Regions from separate parts of the Homo sapiens genome. Here region 2 is linked to region 1. Evidence: chromatin loops called from intact Hi-C (ENCODE). Cell type or tissue: HCT116. All regions are shown on one strand. Region 1 has its middle 440 kb from the start of CSNK1G3. Region 2 overlaps ZNF608 (zinc finger protein 608).

Region 1 (2,500 bases):
CTCTTTATTATTTGGCAGTCTGTGATAAAATGTGGCTCCATGGACACTACTCCTAATAAAAACTTCATTGGCAAGATTTATTCTATTTAGCATTGCTAATAGAGAGGCATCTCTGATTAGAAAGCCAGGACACTTTTGGAGGGAATACGTGCTGTGAGTTTCCTGGCAATTGGCTACAGAAGGGAATGAGAAGTCTACATTCTATGGTGTTTCTTTAACGACTCACAGAGATTTACTAGACGCTAGATGCATGTGGCTTTACCTGGAAAAGTAAAGTTGCCTAACAGGGAACTCTGAAGGAAATTTGAAAGTTCATCACAACTATTCCTAAGCCTTCAATTTCCCATATTCACTTTCTTTTCCTTTCACAGTTTTGAGTATTTATATTAATTAATTTTCTATATGCCTGTCCTTTATGGTTAATAATCTAAAATTCTATTTAAAAAGTAACACATGCAATTATATACATATATATGTATGTATGTTGTATGTATGTATGTAGTGGAACTAGGATGGTTTGAGTCTGAACTGCACATGTAGTCCAAACCTGTTTTTGTTTCAAGGATTCGATTTGGCCTTCTTTTTGCCCAGACTCATGCATTCTCACAGGCTCTAGCCTTTTATTATTCTGTGGAAAAGACCGCTGAGTGAAATATCTGAAGGTAGTAGACAAGCAACGCTGCCAGACAGTGAGAATATAACATCCCTCTGCTTCCCAGTGTAGGCCCAGTGGGCAGTTAACCATTTCAGTGCCACCGTGGTGCACGCTTGACTCGCACACCTAGGCTGGTGGCTCAGCACACACCCTGCGTTTCCTCCCTGATCCATTTTTACCCTGCACTGAGGCAGTCAAGGAACCCCTTACAGTGTTCTCACTAATTATCTCTGATGTGCGGTTGGCAAGATTATTTGCTACGCTCTGTCTATATTCTCTGCTAGGTTGGCCTCACCCCTTGGGAGATAAGAAGATGTGTGTCTTTGAATCAAAAGATCTGAAAATGCAGTCAAGATGTACTCCTGTGATCCCTTAATGTACTTTAAGCCAGGGCCCCTTTTATTGTCTCTCAAACACCATTTCCCAAGTGCACTGCAGTGTCAGCCTATTCTTCAAAGTGCCCTTACAGAGAGCACCTGATGTCCCCAGCTGGAAGAAAAGTGAAGGACAGGCACGACCCTGCTGCTTATCATGCAGGGCCTAGAAATACGTCATGAGGAAGCACCATTTTTCCCACTGGGACTGGGGGTAAATGCAGAATCTCTCTCAATTTCAAAGTCCTCCAATGCTTCCTGAAGACAGCGGTATGTATATGTGTGTGTCTCTGTGTGTGTGTGTCTCGTTTTTTAATATGGCCTGATTATACAAATGACATTGAGAGGTGACAGTGTGCTGGCAGCCCTCACAGCCCTCACTTGCTCTCAGTGCCTCCTCGGCCTCGGCGTCCACTCTGGCCATGCTTGAGGAGCCCTTCAGCCCACCACTGCACTGTGGGGGCCCCTCTCTGGGCTGGCTGAGGCTGGAGCCAGCTCCCTCAGCTTGCAGGGAGTTGTGGAGGCAGAGGCGCGGGCGGGAACCGGGGCTGTGCGCCGCGATTGCGGGCCAGCGGGAGTTCCGGGTGGGCATGGGCTTGGCAGGCCCCGCACTCGGAGAGGCTAGACAGCACTGCTGGTCCCGGGCAGTGAGGGGCTTAGCACCTGAGCCAGCAGCTGCGGGGGTGGCGCTGGGTCCCCCAGCAATGCCGGCCTGCTGGTGCTGCTCTCAAATTCTCGCCGGACTTTAGCTGCCTCCCGGTGGGGCAGGGCTCGGGACCTGCAGCCTGCCATGCCTGAGCCTCCCCGCTGCCATGGGCTCCTGTGCAGCCTGAGCCTCCCTGAGGAGTGCCACCCCCTGCTCCGTGGCACCCGGTCCCATCCAAAGCCCAAGGGCTGAGAAGTGTGGGCGCACAGCGTGGGACTGGCGGGCAGCTCCACCTGCGGCCCCAGTGCGGGATCCACTAGGTGAAGTCAGCTGGGCTCCTGAGTCTAGTGGGGACTTGGAGAACCTTTATGTCTAGCTAAGGGATTGTCAATACACCAATCAGCACTCTATGTCTAGCTCAAGGTTTATAAATGCACCAATCAGCACTCTGTATCTAGCTTATCTGGTGGGGACTTGGAGAACCTTTATGTCTAGCTAAGGGATTGTGGATGCACCAATCAGCACTCTGTGTCTAGCTCAAGGTTTGTAAACACACCAATCAGCATCCTGTGCCTAGCTCAAGGTCTGTAAATACACCAATCAGTGCTCTGTGGGGACTTGGAGAACTTTTGTGTCTAGCTCAGGGATTGTAAACACACCAGTCAGCACCCTGTCAAAACGGACCAATCAGCTCTCTGTAAAACAGACCAATCACCCTCTGTAAAATGGACCAATCAGCAGGATGTGGGTGGGGCCAGATAAGGGAATAAAAGCAGGCTGCCTGAGCTAGCAATGGCAACCCGCTGGTTCCCTTTCCACACTGTG
Region 2 (2,500 bases), 790 kb before region 1:
GTCCCATATGAATTCTGCCTAGAGTGTAGTGTATCTACTGTGAAATAAAAGGGCAGAGGGGTCACTTGCTATAATTAAAGAACAGAGTCCATTGTTGTCGGACAGCAAACTGTTTTGAAAGCTACATAAGAGGTTTAGCTGTTAAAGACGTTGGTAACTAAGGGTGGCGTCCAAATCAGCATTGATCCAGCTCCTTACTTTTCTATAGGCCTCCTCACAGGGTGACAGGGCTTTTTGAGGGAGGGGGCTGCCCTTTCCCCAAGAACACATGGAACTTAGGTATTTGTGTAATCAGACCCATCACTGAATTCTGACTTTGGTGTGTGAAATCCGTTTGCTTTGCTGGAGAGAGAAGGAATATGCATAACTGATCAAGATTGTCCTATAGGAGATAAATAATGTTTTGCAACTTTTAATAACTTTGCAAATAGTCTGTAAAAAACGGTGGGGGGAGGGATTGATAGTCCAAATGTCGTGAGGTTAAGAATGCTCTTCAAGTGAAATTGCTTGGCTGCAAGATGGTTTTAATTAGACTGTTATAAAGACTTATTTTTCCTAAGCAGCATTTTATAGTTAGTAAATGAAATGTATGCCGAAAGTGCTAAGCAGAAATCTCCCTAACCACAGAGGTGTTCAATAACCAGATTCGAACAACATGGAAAGTACCATCTGTTCTTCGTTTTCAGCGTGAAAAAGAGGGATTGAATGGCTGCGATTTGCTCCAGTTTCGACGGTGTCTGTGTGTGCGCGTGTATTCTTTTTTAATTTAAAAAAGTTCACCTGGTACTTCATAGAAACTTGAAATTGCAGTAATATGAGCAACACTGTGAAAACACATGTTCCTGCATTTATTTTAACCAGTTCCACTTTTATTTAAAAGATTTCCAGAAGCCCAGCCATTGAACACTTTATAATGGTTATACAGTTCCTGCAGGCAATCACAATGAGCGGTCAGCTTTTCCAAAGATCTGACTATTTAGTCAGTACTTGAATTATTCTGTCAATTTTCCCCCTGGAGGCAAGGAGGGGAAAAGGCTCTCACGCCAACTCTGGTCAGCGTTTATCAGTTAATCTAATTGTGTGTGATATTGCTGTGGACTGGTGTTTACTATACATAGACCTTGCTCTTGTTCAGAGCTGTAATCTAGGATTGTTGATAATGAGGAAAATATCCTTTTAAGGAAGGGTAACTTTTGAGTCCTTGACTTTTAGACACTAAGAATCTTGGTTCTGGGTTTAGTTAGAGCCCTGGGTAAAACATTATCCGGCCTTTGTTTGAGGTCTTTTATTGAAGCTAATGACTGGGCTTGTGCCTCCCTGAGATAAATGACATTATCTCTGAGTGGCCTGACAGGAAACAGACATGTTAATGGTGAAGCTGCGGGGAGGATCTGCTTGGGTTCTGACAAAAGAGTCGAGAAAGGGACCCCTGGTTGTGGTCATTAACACATAATGCATTCTTGCTCTTCCTAAGAGGCCCTTGATAATTGGAAAGCTATTTTAGCCACAAGCACTTAAATCATAAATCTACTACTCCTAGTTCTTTGCATTCTTAAAAGTAGCAAAGTAATGTGTTTTTTGTTAACAAGTGTGTGATCTGGTTTTTTAACGTGGTGGCAGCTCTAGGCTGCCTGGGTAATGACGTGTGGGAGAGCTGCACGTTGAATTGTTTTTATCAGTTGAGATCCTTCTTTGTCTTTCAGCATTGCTCAGCCATCCCTCTACTTTAATAAAGTGAAAAGTGGGTACAGAGCTGAAAATAAGTCATTTTTATGCTTGAAGATGTCTTGTGGGAGGGGGATAAAATCTGTTTCATAAGATATTGTGCAGTGATTTGAATGTGATGAAACCTGACTTGGAGTGTATGTTTTCAAAAGTCATGAGTATAATTGAGTTTCAATGCAGTTTAAACTCTCTGCTTCTTGAAGGAAGATAATTGCCACATTGAACACACTCTAGAGGTGTAGAAGAGGTGGCAGGATCATGTTATTCTATTCTTTAATATTAAGCACTGGAAGTTTTTCATAGTAATTACTGCAGCACAACATAGTTTTGATTGCCAGCACTCTGAACTTGCCAGCAATCTGAACATCAAGGGTTTTGCTTGAATACAAAACACTTTATTCCTAAATTACTTGTATTACATTCCTGTGTTATATGGAAGTCAGAACTAAGGAAATACTGGGCTATCCTTGTTAGCAACATCTTAGGGAAAATAACCCTTCTTCGCTAGGATTCTTGTTGATAAATGATCATAATACTCTCCTAATGTAGTCATTGAAGATTAAAGGGATGGAGAACAGGTGAGCTCCCTGCCTCAGTGATGACTTAGACTGTCATTAGAGAGTAAGTAATATGTGTATGATATTGGTGCCCTGTAACTGGTATGTCATAGGTGTGTGTATATAAATGTTGTAACTGCATATACAGATGTTGGATTGGGAGTATTTAGTTAGTATGGGTTTTATTCTTTAAAAAATGTTCACTGTTGGTTTTACGT

Evidence for each region. A loop is a pair of places that touch in the nucleus more often than their neighbours do. Peaks named below come from ENCODE experiments on the same cell type or tissue, not always from the same donor. Only the 100,000 strongest peaks of a DNase experiment are listed, where the experiment ranks them.
Region 2: it touches region 1 in a loop (2.0-fold over the local background); 5 of 110 quality-filtered maps call a loop at or near these places.

What each region holds. Positions count from the first base shown.
Region 1 is chr5:123,948,622-123,951,121 of GRCh38, reverse strand. No RefSeq gene overlaps it. Among named protein-coding and RNA genes, the nearest start is that of CSNK1G3, 440 kb to the right of the region's middle. In HCT116, CTCF peaks have their summits at 919 and 1,155; no DNase peak of the experiment used is centred here.
Region 2 is chr5:124,738,002-124,740,501 of GRCh38, reverse strand. All of the region lies in intron 2 of ZNF608 (zinc finger protein 608), which reads left to right. Among named protein-coding and RNA genes, the nearest start is that of ZNF608, 7.4 kb to the left of the region's middle. RefSeq lists enhancers at 1,247-1,854, 2,463-2,500. In HCT116, a CTCF peak has its summit at 1,007 (motif pointing left); no DNase peak of the experiment used is centred here; H3K27ac peaks cover 116 bases.